Regions from separate parts of the Homo sapiens genome. Here region 1 is linked to region 2. The links are chromatin loops, found by intact Hi-C in ENCODE. Cell type or tissue: adrenal gland. All regions are shown on one strand.

What was found. Peaks named below come from ENCODE experiments on the same cell type or tissue, not always from the same donor. Only the 100,000 strongest peaks of a DNase experiment are listed, where the experiment ranks them.
Region 1: it touches region 2 in a loop (2.8-fold over the local background); 2 of 110 quality-filtered maps call a loop at or near these places.

Annotation. Positions count from the first base shown.
Region 1 is chr10:77,798,076-77,806,075 of GRCh38, forward strand. DLG5 (discs large MAGUK scaffold protein 5) reads right to left here. Exons shown (of 32, transcript NM_004747.4): 27 at 7,590-7,786. Among named protein-coding and RNA genes, the nearest start is that of DLG5, 120 kb to the right of the region's middle. In adrenal gland, no CTCF peak of the experiment used is centred here; a DNase peak (open chromatin) is centred at 3,899; H3K27ac peaks cover 3,143 bases.
Region 2 is chr10:78,000,847-78,008,846 of GRCh38, forward strand. POLR3A (RNA polymerase III subunit A) reads right to left here. Exons shown (of 31, transcript NM_007055.4): 15 at 6,856-7,020; 16 at 3,870-4,042; 17 at 1,351-1,462; 18 at 130-248. Among named protein-coding and RNA genes, the nearest start is that of POLR3A, 25 kb to the right of the region's middle. In adrenal gland, a CTCF peak has its summit at 3,600; no DNase peak of the experiment used is centred here; H3K27ac peaks cover 1,211 bases.

The DNA of each region.
Region 1 (8,000 bases), 200 kb before region 2:
ACTCAGGAAGCTGAAGCACAACAATCACTTGAACCCAGGAGGCGGAGGTTGCAGTGAGCCGAGACTGCACCACTGTACTCCAGCCTGGGCAACAGAGCAAGACTAGATCTCAATAAAAATAAATAAAATAATAAAACTGATCATTATCCACATACATCCACACAGTCTTTTACACAGCACTTCCTAACCTGGTGACCAGCAGCTCTGTTGTTTAAAACTGGAGGAGGGTTTGGTGGTCACATTCACCACCTTGGAACCCCATGTGGTCCCGAGTGAAGGCTCTGAGGAGGAGTCACGGGGCAAAGAACTTCCTCCGAGAGGAGTTTACATAAACAAATCCTCTCTGTAACAAATCTGAACCTCACGGATAAGGCCAGCACTCCTCTCTGATACCCCTTCCCCAACCTCAGTCCCCACTGGGCTCCTTGAAGGTAACCACTATTATGAGCTGGAAGTGTATCCTAGTTCTTCTTATAAACTGATTTTTATATGCTAAAGAAAACCTAGAATATATATTGTTTAAGTGTGTCTGTGGATACTTTATAACTCGCTCCTTGTCCGGGGCTGTGTTTCTGGGAGGCATCCCTGGTGATTCGTCGTGGGCCGCTCTGCTCCTTTTGGGCATCCCATTAACACTTATTCTGGATCGACTTATCCACTTCCCTGCTGATGGACACTACGTCACCATTCCCTCCATTTACTAGTATAAGAATCATATTCTCAAATTATGGCACAGTTGCTATAGGGTGGAATTCAATATAGTGCTTAAAAGAATGGTTTGGAAGAATATTACTGAGATGGGAAGATGCTAACAATATGATAGTGGAAATACCTGGATGAAAACAGTGTAATGCAGTGTAATCCCAGCTTTGTTGTATTAAGTAAAAAACTGGTAAGAAATACATTAAAATGTTAATGGTTAAAAAAAACCATATTCTCCCTTAATGATTACTAACATTCCACACTATGGGGTACCAATTTAGGAGATTCTTTTTCCTCCCTGACAATCTTCTTTGTCAGATGTCCTCACAATTACAGAATTGTAAGACTAGACAGCATCTTATGAGTCACTGACTCCAACTGGAGAAGAAAAACAGCCTATCCAAGGTCACAGCTAATCAGGGCAGAGCAAAGGCATGGTCCTGGGGGTTCCAACCTTAGACCATACGGCAATGGCTTTCTTTAAAAGGTGCTGTGGACTGAACTATGTCCCCTCGACATTTATATGTTGAAGCCCTAAGCCCCAGTGTGACTACCTTTGGAGACGGAGTCTTCAGGAGGTAAGTTAAATGAGGTCAGAAGAGCAAGGCCCTAATCTGATAGAACTGCGGCTTTTTAAGAGGAAGAGACACCAGAGATCTCTCTGTCTCCAACATGTGAGGACACAGCAAGGAGGCAGCTGCGTACAAGGCAGGATGACAGCCCTCACCAGAACCAACCACACTGGCACCCAGATCTCGGATTTCCAACCTCAAGAACTGTGAGAAAATGAATTCTTGTTATTTAAGTCACCTAGTCTGTGGTATTGGTTTTTTGGTTTGTTTTTGTTTTTGAGATATGCTCTTGCTTTGTTGCCAGGCTGAAGTGGAGTGGCACAATCATAGCTCATCGCAGCACTGTACTCCTGGGCTTAGGTGATCCTCCAGCCTCAGCCTCCTGAGTAGCCGGGACTACAGGCACACGCCACCACACTTGATTAGTTTTTTAAAGTTTTTGTAGAGATGGGAGTCTTGCCATGTTGCCCAGGCTGGTCTCAAACTCCTGGCCTCAAGCGATCCTCTTGCCTCAGCTTCCCAAAGTGCTGGGATTACAGGTGTGAGCTACCGTGCCTGGCCTGTGGTATTTGGTTACAGCAGCCCTAGCAGACTAACATAAGAGGAAAACCAGTCCTCCATATATTCCTGAGACACTCCCGCACAAGCCCCTAAAAGAGCAAGCATAAAGACATGCAGTGTCCTCTGGGTGGTGGAGAGTTGAGTCCACTTAGACCATTGCAGGTGGGTGCACAATCAGCAGGGTGGGGGGTACCAGGGATGCTATGCAGCAGTTGGAAGCAATAAACTAAAGCAGGAATTCAAAACCCACTGTGCATTAGAATTAGCTGGGGTAACTTTTAAACTACTACACAGGGATTACCACTCCCAGGTATAATGGAACAGCTTGCAGCATCCCTTGGAGAACACCTAGAAAATCTGGGTAAAAAATGAGAAATATCTTTTTGAAGGCATCGTAGAGTGGCAGAGACAAGACAGAATTTGAGATGCCAAGATCCTGGAGAGAAGGAAACTGGAGTATTAGAAGCTGACATTCTGCAGGCCTTTCCCCCTTCAGAGCAACTGGAGACTTCTAAAGTGAGAGTGAGGGGCAGAGAACCCAGGCAGAGGGCCGCCGCTGAGGGGCTGAGAACCCAGGCACGGGGCCGCCGCTGAGGGGCTGAGAACCCAGGCACGGGGCCGCCGCTGAGGGGCTGAGAACCCAGGCACGGGGCCGCCGCTGAGGGCTGAGAACCCACGAAAAGTTTCTGAAAATCTCCAAAGCAGGTGAGATCAAAACGGAGTTCAGGGCTGCCAGGACCTGGTGGGTCATTATTCCAGAGGAAGGGAAGGGCAAAGAACTAAGTCTGGTATCACAGGTTTTCCCTTAAAGCCATTTGCCAAATTCTTAAGCTGTGAAAAGCAAGAAGCTAAGCATCTAAGACAGTCACTAAGACACTGAGCAGTGTTCCATGGCCTCCCAGTGCTGAAGAGTGAGAAACTGGAAGTCAAGGCTCCCTAGGGAAGAGCGGCCCTAGGGAACACCCCAGGCTGGGACCACTGGTGGGCCACCCCCTAGGGTCAGGTGAACCACCAGCTGCACAAAAGCTGCAACCCAGCCTGAGGTCAGCTGAGTCTGTGGCTGGATCAAAGTGATCTGCGAGCAGCGGCTATCTCCAGAGCAGAGGGCAGACCCTCTCTGGAAGCTGGCAACATCACTCGGAGCCCTGAAAATCCCCTAAACATAACTTCTGACATCTCAATAAACAATAACTAGGCATATCATGGGGCAGGACCAAGAAAAACAAAGACCACAGAAAGAGACTCAGGGATGACCACACATGACAGTTACCAAACGCAGTCTTTACAAACATATGATTCAAGTATTTAAGAGGACAGATGACAAGAGGGAAAGTCTCAGCAGAGAATTAAAGCCTGGTAAAAAAGAACCAAGTGGAAACTCTAGAGTGATAAATAAAATACAACTTCTGAAAGTAAGAACATAATGGATGCAACAGAAGAGTGGAATAATGAACAGGAAAAAAGAGTAGAAAACAACCAGGCTGGCTGAATCATGGAGAGAAAGAAAGAAGTGGAAAATGCAGGAGAAAAAGAGCCCAGAAGACAGGAGACAGACAGGGTATTGTCGAAGAACAAAAACCCCGAGGAGAGGCAAGGTCAGCACAGAAGCAATATGAAAGAAACTGCGGCCAGGAATCTCCAAAACCGACCACACCACCAAACTACAGATGTAAAAAGTGCTAAGCACCTTCTGAGCAGGATAAACACAAAGAAAACCACACGGGGGAAGCACGGTGTGGTAAGAAATTAAGAAGTTTCTTTCTGAGAAAGGAAGGCAGAGAAAACCCTACCCACTCATGGTGGTGGACGGGTGGTGGCACTGCCTTCAGCACTGAGCCTGGAAAGATGACTTCTCACCAGCAATGAGTGTGGCAGGCTGACAAGTGTCCCCCAAAGACTGACTCATGTCCTAAGCCCCAGATCCCATGAGCATTACACCTTATGCAACAAAAGAAGCGATGATTCAGTTAAAGGCCTTGGGAGGAAGGGCTTTTCCTGGAGTATCTGGGTGGGTCCTAAATAAAACCCCACGGGTCCTCTGAGAGGCAGAGGGAGTTGAGAGAGAGACCCACGTGGAGGACGAGGTGACGTGAAGATGGAGCAGATGAGATTTGAAGATGACAGTGATGTGGCCACAGCAAAGGCTTGGCAGCAGCCACCAGAAGCTGGGAGGGGCAAGGAACAGGCTCTCTCCTCAAGCCCGGAGGGAGCGAAGGTTGGCCAACAATTTGACTGACCCAGTGGTCCTGAGTGTGGACTTCTGGCCTCCAGAACTGTGGGAGGATAAACCTGTGTGTTTGAAGCCACACAGTCTGTGGTAATTGGGTACAGCGGCCACAGGAAACTACTACACAAAGAGAGCCAGGGACCAGGAATGATATCTTTAAAGCACCCAAGTAAAACATCCACCAATCTAAAATTCTATATCCAGTGAGAATCTCCAAAAACGATATTAAAATGGACATTTTCAGACACAAACACTGACAGGATGTGTCACCAAAAAACCTGCACTACAAGAAAAACATTTCTGCAAGTTGTTCAGCAGAAAGAAAACAAAATCAGAAGCACAAAACTGCAGGAAGGAATAAAGAGCAATGGAAATGTAAAAGGCAAAAACCGATGAATAATTGATGTGCAAATGGACAGACTGAGTCAGAGTTAAAGTATCTGTAGAATTAAAATGAGAAAAGTATGGCCGGGGACAGTGCCTTGCGCCTGTAATCCCGGGTGCAGTGCCTTGCACTTTGTGAGGCTAAGACAGGCGGCTCACTTGAGGTCAGGAGTTTCAAGACCAGCCTGGCCAACATGGTGAAACCCCGTCTTTACTAAAAATACAAAAATTAGCCAGATGTGGTGACAGGCACCTGTAATCCCAGCTACTCGGCAGGCTGAGGCAGGAAAATCGCTTGAACCTGGGAGGCAGAGGTTGCAGCGAGCCGAGATCGTACCATTGCACTCCGGCCTGGGCGACAGAGCGAGATTCTGCCTCAAAAAATAAAATAATAAAAAAATAAAATGCGAATAGTATCAAAGTTAGAAAAGAGATAAATGGAGTTAGTGGTTTGATGTCTTAGAATTATCAGGGAAGTGGCCAAAGCAATGATTTCTCTTAGCAGTAAGTCAAAGGTGCACACTGTGAGGTCTATTTTAACCCCCAAAAGAATAAAATAGAAACAACTAAACACTAGTGGATGTGAGAGGATAACAGTAGATGATATAGGGGCAGAATAAAACAAAACACATGATTCATTTTTAAAAAGCAAGAAAGAAGGGACAAACATAAACGAGGTAGAATGAATAGAAAACAAACAGTAAGATGGGAAATGTCTACTTTATGTAATGAGGTAAATACTCTTGATGAAACAATCAAGACTGCCACAGGGGTGTTCAGATTGTGGAAATTCCTCACACTGCTCACTTTTCTGTAAATGAATGTGTGCATTGCTGTATGTATGTTACACTTGGATAAAATTTTTAAAAAGACAGATTGCCACAGTGGATTTAAAAAGTCCCACATGCTGCTTATAAGGGATATTTAAATATAAAGTGACAGAAAAGTTTGAAGTAAAAGAAAAAGATAAACTGTGCCAAAGATAACCAAAAGAAAACTGGTAATGTCAATAAAAATATCACGTAAAATAGACTTTCAGAAAGAAACATTCCTGGAGATCAAGAAGGGCATTTTATAACGATAAAAAGGTTAATTTACCAGGAAGGTGTAACAATGCAAAAGGTGTATGTATCTAACGACAACTTCAAGATATATATTGAAAAACACCTGAAGAGCTAAAAGGAAGAATAGACAAAGGGCTATTTTTTAAAGACACTAGCACCACCGGACAAATGCCAAACATAATGGAGATGGCACCTACGGAGAAAGGAGCAGAGGGCACAAGAGTGGAGGCCAAAGAGAGTGAAGGAAAAAAAACAAAAAGCAAAATAAGAGAGAAACCTTGCCTTGAGTAACAGGTTGGCATTTTTTTTTTTTTTTTTTTTTGAGACAGGTTCTCACTCTGTTGCCTGGGCTAGAGTGCAGTGGCGTGATCACAGTTCACTGCAGCTCTTGACCTCCCAGGCTGAAGCTATCTTCCTGCCTCAGCCTCTTCGGTAGCTGGAACTACAGGCATGAGCCACCACACCAGGCTAATTTTTGTATTTTTTAGTAGAGATGGGGTTTCACCATGTTGGCCAGGCTGGTCTTGAACTCCCTGCCTCAAGTGATCCACCCACCTCGGCTTCCCAAAGTGCTGGGATTACAGGCATGCGCCACCATGCCTGGCCTAAACTTTTTCTATAAGGGGCAAGATAGTAAATATTTTAGGCTTTGAAGGCAAAACGGCAAAATTAAGCAATTGTTATCAGCAAAGGGCTAATAGACTTTTTTACATCTTACATTTTAAGAAGTGTAAAAACCCATGCTCAGCTCACAGACCATTTAAAAATAGGCAGTAGTCCAGACTCGGTCCATGGCCAATAGTTTGCCAACCCTTGTCCCAGCTGATAGTGACAGTGGGCCATGAACTACAGTGTGATCCACTGAACTCCCTAGGCCTAAGGTCTTCATTGTAAAAAGCGAAGAGAGGGAGGGAGGCAGCCAGCTGCCCTACACTCTGCTGCTCACTGCCACCCCCACACCTGATTGCCAGGGAGGGCACATTCTAGGACAGTAGACAGTAGACACACACCAGGGCCCTGGGAGCCACGTTCCTAAGGGCCTCTTGCTTTAAAGGACAAATGCATCCTTTCCACAAGGGCTGTCTACCAGGGGATGTCTGACATCTCCTATCACTCAACTCCAGCCCTGGACTAGCATCTTGCTCCATAAGGATTATACAAGACTTGTTCATGAACACAGGACTGAGGCCAGAAATGCCGAAGTTCTGCAGAAACCGACAGCTCTTGGTCACTACCAAGCAGCCTGTAAGAACCTAAAAACAAATGGCAAGCAAGGCACTCAGCAGAGATTGCTTCTTGCCTACCCAATAGCTATCCCTCCATTCTTCCTCAGTAACTGAACCTCTTACTGAGGCCAGCAATGCACCCAGCTAAAACATGCCTTTTCTTTTTAATTATTTTTTGAGACAGGATCTTGCTCTGTCACCCAGGCTGGAGTACGGTGGCGTGATCTTGGCTCACTGCACCTCCGCCTCCTGGGTTCAAGGGATTCTCCTGCCTCAGCCTCCCAAGTAGCTGGGATTACAGGTGCATGCCACCACACCTGGCTAATTTTTGTATTTTTAATAGAGACAGGGTTTCACCATGTTGGCCAGGCTGGTCTTGAACTCCTGACCTCAGGTGATCCACCCACCTCAGCCTCCCAAAGTGCTGGGATTAAACGTGTGAGCCACTGTGCCTGGCCAAAACATGCCTTTTTGACCTCTCTTGCACATGCAAGTGGACAATGAGATGCAAGTTGAAGTCACAGGTTAGGGCTTCCAGATAGCTGCTGAAAGAGGCACGCTCAGCTGAGGCACACTTCTGCCTTACCACTCCTTCCTTCCTCCTGCTGCCTGAAACAGGGACATGATGGCTGCAGCTGCATTGACAGGCGGTGACTGGGAGGATGGAAGCCACACCCCATAGATGTGGCTCTGAAGATGGCAGCACCCCCCGACCAAGCCGAACACACACCTTCAGACTTGCGCACAAAAGCAAAGTAAGACTCTCTTTTGTTTAAGTCCCTGTTGTGGAGCTCCTGGATCCACAGCAAGCCCCATCTGGAGAGCCCACTGGAAAATGAGCTCAGCCACTTGCCTTCAAAGAGTGGAATGGAGTCACTGGAAAAGGCATCCAAGGCGAGCAGGTCTTTCCCGTCCTTGGACCCGCTGCGTTTGTGCTTGTGTTTCCTCCGAAAAAAGGACCGGCGTGCAGCCGCTGACAGCGTCTTTGTGGCGCTATTGTCATCTTTGACTTCAGACATGCTGAGCCTCCTGGAGAATTCTTGGTCCATCCTGTGGCACAGGGGACAATGCTGGGCAGGGCCATCGAGACCCTGCTGCCCTGCCCTTCCTGCCCTTCCTGGTGAGAAAAGCAAAGGTGGGCCAGACACTGGGCTCCCCCCACACTCCTTGGCAGGTCTCAAGGCTACATCTCCTCCCACGCCCCTGGGAACCCTCGGTACATGCTGCGGGGGTGACACAAACACCAGCACCAGGGCAAGCTCTC
Region 2 (8,000 bases):
CAAAAAATACATATATAAAACTCCACATGAAATTGGCCAACGGTCTTTGATCTGAATAGGTCTGTGTTCCTTGGAGGAAAGTGTAGATTAAGAGATCTTCACAGTTCTACCTGATCTGCTACTGCTTACCTTTGAGTGTTTTTCAAAATGAGGCAAGGACCTGTTTTCAAAGCCGTCTGGCACTCGAGAGCCACTGATGGCCTGCTGTCCCACACAGGCAATCATCTGTGATATGTTAATGAAGGAACCTGGGGACATGGACCAGAAATGTAACATTCATTTACCAAAATAACACTAATTGAAGTGCATGCAGATTGGAAGGGTAAAACAGGAATAGGCCCTTATGCTCAATGAGGTCATGGTCCTGGAACAGTAGAAGACAGAAATACAATCAAGACAACAAGGAGCTGTCAGGAACCCAAGAAAGGCGGAACGACGGCGAGAGGAGCCAGGAGCATGTGTGGGTTGGAGGAAAGGCTGGGGAAGTGACAGGTGAGTCTTCAAGGAGGCTTCAGCAAGTCCAGGTTGGACTCCTGGAGGACATTATGATTTGGACATAAAGGGAGAGGGGGAGGAATTCCAAAGTGGGTGGGAAAGTAGGAAGCAAAGACAGAGAAATGGAAAAGTGTGGGCTATGTCCTGAGGGTAGGAAGCAGGAGAGCAATGGGGTAAAAGGCAGCAAAGTTAAAGAGACTGGACTTTATCCTGTTTAAAAAAAAAGTGTACAGAAATAGAAGCACAGAGGTTTTGAATTTGAATGCATTATCATAAAACCAAATGCTTTGAGGGCCTCGGTATCTACAAAATAGAAGAATTATGCCACATCATTAAGTACATTAAAAAATCCCTGGCTTTCTTCTGCTTCAACCTGCCTGACCTGCTGGGCTCAAGTGATCCTCCCACCTCAGCCTCCTGATTAGCTGGGACGACAGGCACAAGCCACCACGCCCAGCTAATTTTTTTTTTTTTGTATTTTTTGTAGAGATGGGGTTTTGGCATATTGCCCAGGCTGATCTCAAACTCCTGGGCTCAAGCAATCAATCGGCCTCGGCCTCAGCCTCCCAAAGTGCTGGGATTACAGGCATGAGCCACTGCATCTGGCCTCATTTTTTTTTAAAGACCACGTTGCTCAAAGCACCCTCAAACTCAGAATCCAGACACATTACCAACAAGTTCCTTCAAAGCAGTTAAACTTCCCAAAATGCAAATAATTAAGTCTCTCTCTCTGATTTAAAAAGATCCCTTAAATAAATGAAATGTCTGTTTGGAGCTGTGACTATCACATTTTCTGGAGCCAAACAGCCTGTACGGAGAACACACTGCCAGCAGGTGAGAGAGGGGCATGCAGACCTTTGGAGCCGCACAGAGCCATGGTGAGGGGGCTGTTGCTCTTGTCCAGCTCCCGGAGGCAGGCACTGCCAGCGTGGTCACGGATCACAGACAGCTCCTTCAGGATCAGTGCCTAGTGGGAGAAAAGGAGATCCTTGGTGGGTTGTCCTCATTGTCTCTGTGGATTACAAATGTTCAATCTAACATTTAAAGAAATTTGAAAATACTGAGGCAAGATGCCCGATTTCCGATCAGTAAATGTTTCAGAACCTTAGAGGAGCAAAATGCCCTGGCTATATGAACATGTACATCTTCTACAAGGTTCTAAAATTGGTGTATAAGGCAAACAGTTTATCTTTTTTTTGTTTTTGTTGGAGACAGGATCTCACTCTGTTGCTGAGGTTGGTGTACAATGGCATAATCACAGCTCACTGCAGCCTCAAACTCCCGGGCTCAAGTGATCCTCCTGCCCCAGACCCCTGAGTAGCTAGGACTACAGGTATATGTCCCTACCAGGCCTGGCTAATTTTTAAAATTTTTTTTGTAGAGATGGGGTCTTGCTATACTGCCCAGGTTGGACTTGAACTCCTGGCCTCAAGGGATCTTCCTGCCTTGATTATAGGCATAAGCCACCAAGCCTGGCCTAAAATTGACAGTAATAAAAACTTGAAGAATCCTTTAAATGGCCCATAAGGTAGAATGTATGGCTTTGTGTATACTACCCTACACAACAAAATATCTGTATATAAATAGCTGTGTGGACACACACATGCACCCCATACAAATATATAAGATAATATGTGGTATGTAAAAGAGAATTGCCTGTACTATTTGTAAATTTGTCTTTCTACTTTTTCTTGCCAAGCACACATCTGAATGTCTGCAAGCTAGGCATGTGATGAGGTGACTTCACAAGAATATTCCGGCTCATGAGCTCATCCACAGTTACTCCTCAACTTACAAACTAGGATGCTGAATCAGTTACAAGTCTGGTTCCATGAAAAATTGCTGCTGCCGAGGTCTCAAGTAATTTTCTAGGAGGTACCGGTGAGGGATATCCTTTTCTCTCTCTCTAAGACTCAGTAAGATTAAGAATGAGCTAATGGTAAATACCTCACAAAATTCTGGTTTCTCCCTGCTTTAGAAAATGTATTTCATTAGAAAACTTCCCAATGCTTAAAGAGCCTTTCTTCCACACTCAGGTGAGTCAAAGCTCAGTGCCACGGGTTTATCGGTGAGGCAGAAGACGGCCAGGTGAAAGCCTGGTGCACTCAGACTGCTGAGGGAGTTTCAGGTTCTCACAGGCTGGTGGTGATTCTGATTCTGACCCATGCTGGTTGAGATCTTAGCTAAAATAGTTTCAAATGAGGGGCAGCAGGCTGGGGATGTGACTATTAGACATGAATTCTCCCTCTTCCGCATCCAAGTCTCTTTCAAAGACCATACATTCAAAGAGCTGTGGTGAGGCTGGGCACGGTGGCTCATGCCTGTAATTCCAGCACTTTGGGAAGCCGAGGTGGGTGGATCACCTGAGGTCAGGAGTTCGAGACCAGGCTGGCCAACATGGCAAAACCCCGCCTCTACTAAAAATGCAAAAAAAAAATTAGCTGGGCATGGTGGTGGGCGCCTGTAATCCCAGCTACTTAGGATGTTGAGGCAGGGATAATTGCTTGCACCCAGGAGGTAGAGGTTGCAGTGAGATGAGATTGCACCACTGCACTCCAGCCTGGGCGACAAAGTGAGACTCCATCTTAAAACAAAACAACAACAAAAAAACTGGCTGGGCGTAGTGGCTTACACCTGTAATCCCAGTACTTTGGGAGGCCAAGGTGGGCAGATCACGAGGTCAGGAGATCGAGACCGTGCTGGCCAACATGGTGAAACCCTGTCTCTACTAAAAATACAAAAATTAGCTGGTCATGGTGGCATGTGCCTGTAATCCCAGCTACTTGGGAGGGTGAGGCAGGAGAATTGCTTGAACCAGGGAGTCAGACGTTGCAGTGAGCCAAGATCGTACCACTGCACTCCAGCCTGGCTGGAGTGCTTCATAAAACTATGAAAAGCGAGACTCCGTCTCAAACAAAAACAAAAACAAAAAAAACCAAACCCCCAAAAACCAAAGAGCTGTGGTGTCAGTTTCTACTTGAAGGATGCTGAAAATAGAAAAGGCAGGAGCACTCGAGTACCAGTTACAGAAGGGACCTGAGTGTGCCACCAGAACAAGAGCAGCCTCGTGTGGCCGAATGAACAGATGGCTATGTTTTCACCACCTGGATGTGAAAGTTAGGAGGGACATGAGGATCTGATGAAAGGCCCTACCCTCAGGAAACAAACAAGGACACACACAGTGAGCCCAGGGCCCCAACAGGACAGACGAGGACATACACAGTGAGCCCTGGGCCCCAACAGGACAGACGCCAATGCCTTGACTTGCCCACTCCTTTGCTACCTCTATTCATGGCTCAGCACAACCCCAGAGAGCACCACCGTAGCCACTGTGCACGGCAAGTGGCGACCCTGAACCAAAGGGCCGGGCTCACCTCCAGGGTCTCCTCAGCAGTGCAGCCAGGCTGCTGCTGCAGCTTGCCCGTGTTCAGGGCTTCGATGTACTCATCACATTTCTTGTAGCCGGCATTCAGCAACTCATACTTGGCCTTCAGCAGTCCTTGGCCAGGTGTGACATCACCGATCCCAATTGAGAAACCACGGTTAGCTGTTGAGTTGGTAGAGCAGGAAGAAAGGGCCATAAATGAGACTCAGCAAACCTACTAAATACAGTTTATGCCTGCTAGATATAGTTTGTACTATATATAAACTATGTATGTATAGTTTAAAGTATAAAAAAGTGTATATCTTCACAGAATTCATCACAATTCAATTAAATAATGGCTTTCTTTCTCAGTCATTAGGGAGTTACACAAAATGACTAGGACTCAACTGACTTCTCTCAGAGACCTTACGATCTGGTGGGGAAACACAATACCGTTTCCAACTATTATCTAAAGCAGAGTGACATTAAACACTAAAGGGTGGCCTGAGGGCTGGGTGCAGTGGCTCACGCCTATAATCCCAGCACTTTGGAAGGCTGAGGCAGGAGGCTCGCTTGATCCCAGATGTTTGTGATCAGCCTCATCTCTACAAAAACCTTAAAAAATTAGCCGGGCATGGTGGCACATGCCAGTAGTCCCAGCTACTTGGGAGGTGGAGGTTGCAATGAGCCATAATCACATCACTGCGCTCCAGCCTGGGCAACAGAGCAAGACCCTGTGTCACACACACAAAAAAGTATTCTCCAACTTTGATGGAACTAGGTGCCACCATTGATCCTAGCCACAATATACTGTATGTAGAAATAAAGAGAGTGAATGAGTGGCTTCTGGCTTAGCAGGATAGGAAGGTATGACCTACAAGTATCTGTAGATGAGAGGACTAATGGGCCTGGAAAGGCTCAGAAATGAGATCATTAGGTTCTGCAACTGCTGGAAATGATGAATGTGCTGGAAACAAGGAAACCTAGTGGAAAGTCTGTATAAGGAAGGCTCCAGGCCCTTATTCCTGTAGGAGATGGGAGTTCGCTCCCAGCGAAATGGAATCAGAGAGGCTCTGGGTCTGGGAATACCAGGCAGATGAAATAACTGTAAACAAGAGCACTGAGGGAAAGTCTGTATATTCCTTTTATATAAAAAAACTGAGAGGTCCATCAACCAGTCAGCTCCATTTCCAATCAGTGTTTCAGTCCTTACTCCTCAAGGACCACCAGATATTTGAGGAAAGATTTTAACATGAAAGACAAAAGACACAAATGCACAGGAAAAAGAAAGTAAAAGGATACAGAAAATTCAGGAAGCAAATATAATAAAACTATGAATAATATTCTCTCAGAGTGATCAGAGAAGATACATTCAGGGATCAAAACAAGAAAGCTTTAAAAACAAAACAGCCTGGGCATAGTGGCTCACGCCTGTAATCCCAGCACTTTGGGAGGCCGAGGTGGGCAGATCACTTGAGGTCAGGAGTTCGAGACCACCCTGGCCAACATGGTGAAACCCCGTCTCTACTAAAAACACAAAAATTAGCCGGGCATGGTGGCAGGCACCTGTAGTCCCAGTTACTCGGGAGGCTGTGGCAGGAGAATCACTTGAGCCTGGGAGGCGGAGGTTGCAGCGAGCTGAGATTGCATCACTGCACTCCAGCCTGGCGACTGAGCAAGACTCTGTCTCAAAAAAAAAAAAAAAAAAAAAAAAAAGAAACAAAAACACTACCTGTGAATAAGTATATTGAAAAATAGTATTGGAAATTAAATACATGACAGTGATAAAATTTTAAAAATCAACAGAAGTATTAAAAGATAAAGTGAATCTAGAATAAAGAAATGGCAAATGGAAAAGAAGATAATTAGATAATTAATCTAGGAGTTCTAATATGTAATTAACTGAAGTTCCAAAAAGAAAGAACAGAGAAAGTAAAAGAGAGAAAATTATTAAAGAAATAACATAAAATTTCCCGAATGGAAGGACACACAGCTGCAGATTAAATGAAATTACTCAGTGCTTAGCACAGTGAATGAAAAAAGACCCACACCAAAGGTATATTGTTGTGAACTTTCACAGTGAGAACAGAGAGGATTCTGAAAGTTTCTAAAATGAAAAAAACAATTCAAGGGCCAGGCATGGTAGCTAATGCCTGTAATCCTAGCACTTTGGGAGGTGGAGGCAGGTGGATCACTTGAGACCAGGAGTTCAAGACCAACCTGGGCAACATGGTGAGACTTCATTTCTACAAAACTTAGTTGGGCATGGTGGCACATGCCTGTAGTCCCAGCTGCTCGAGAGGCTGCGTGAGCCAAGATCACACCACTGCACTACAGCCTGGGTGACAGAGCAAGACCCTATCTTCAAAAAACAAAAAAAAATCAAATACAAAAACTGGGGAATAAGAACGACAATACCTGTTAACAACAACTCTGAAAGCAAGAAGAAAGTAGAGCAGTACCTTCAAAATTCTGAGGGAAAATAATTTTCAATCTAAAATTGTATACCCAGGCAAGTATAAGAGTGGAATAAAGTTTTGGGGGCATGCAAACATCACTTGACTCATGGCCCACTCAAAGCATGAGCAAACAAACAAACAAACAAAATAGAACAGTGAAAGCATAGTAGGCAAATATTGAGTAATCTTGGAGAACTGAATCATGGATAGCCCCAAGTGTTCTAGTGCTTCCACAGGGACCTTGGAAGCAGCCCATCAAGGATGGTTTATAATCTAACCCTGTCTAGAAGACCGTAGGGAGCTACTGCTGGTTTTGAGAAGAGAACTGAAAAGCAAATTCAAATCTGTTGTGAAACTATTCAGTACTGAGTTAATTTAATTAATAACAGCACACATGATTTAGCCTGGAATGAGTATCTTTTTCTGTATGTATATGTGTGGTGGGGATGAAATGGCAGTAAAAGAACAAAATAACGTAAACCCTTAAGACTCTAACAATTGCAGCTTTAACTAAAAGAAGGATGCTGAGATACTTACACAGGTAGACAGGAGCCAGCCTGGCGAGCCGTGACATGGCATCTGCAGCTTCATTCTGTCCCCAGTCTCGCAGCAAAATGTAAAAAATATTGTTCTTGGATCCTGACCCTAGGGTTCCTTTGTCCATGCTGCCACTCATCAACTCACTGTTCTGGATTGTAACATCTGGAAGAATGATTATATATTTAGACAACAATTATTTATTACTTTGCCTTATTCCAAAATGAATTTGAGACAGTTGAGAAAATATGTTCCCATACTGACACTTAAAGCAGAACAAACAGAAATTCTCCTCAAAGCTTTTTTTTGGGGGGAGGGAGGGGGGGTTAAAGGAAAACTTGGGAATTTTTGAAAAATATAGAAACTCCAGTTAGTGTGTAGTCCTAACCCTGAAATATACCAGTTGACCCTCACTCTCCTCATCTGTGAACTGTGGGTAACAGTATCAAGCACTTGTCATCTTTATGTTATGGGATATTTTGAGCATCAGATGAAATAACATACAGTGAAGTGCTCTATAAACTATAAATAATTTGTTACTCATATAAGATATTAAATATTAACAAAGGTACCATCATGTACAGCCTATACAACAACCAAATGAAATTCATATCCAAAAAGAAACAAAACAGTCTAAAACAAGAAGCTGAAGTATTTTGAAGATCAGAGAGCATATTTCCAAAGAAATAAATCTGAGGAGTATCAGTGCCCTTCAAAACATTTGCTCTTCATTAGAAGACAGCAGAAATCCTGACCTTCAGAAGAACTCTGCAATTCAGTTCTTCAGTACAGAGTCCTGGAGATCCACTTCTAGTCCCAAGGTCTCACTAGCAAAGCCCATTCTAAATCAGTGCTACTCAAACTAGGCTGCTAGGGAACTGTTTGGTAGTGGTCTGGGTGAGTGAACGTGCTCACATCAGAAAGTAACTCAATGGATGCTGGCTAAACAGCAGGGCTCTGTGGACTGCACTTCGGGTTGAACTGGTTTAGACAGACTCAGATGACTTGCATGTAAATCCTTTCCCTGGCTGGGTGAGGTGGCTCACACCTGTAATCCCAGCACTTTGGGAGGATGAGGTGGGACGATTGCTTGAGCCTAGGAGTTCGAGACCAGCCTGGGCAACGTAGGGAGAACCTGTTTGTCT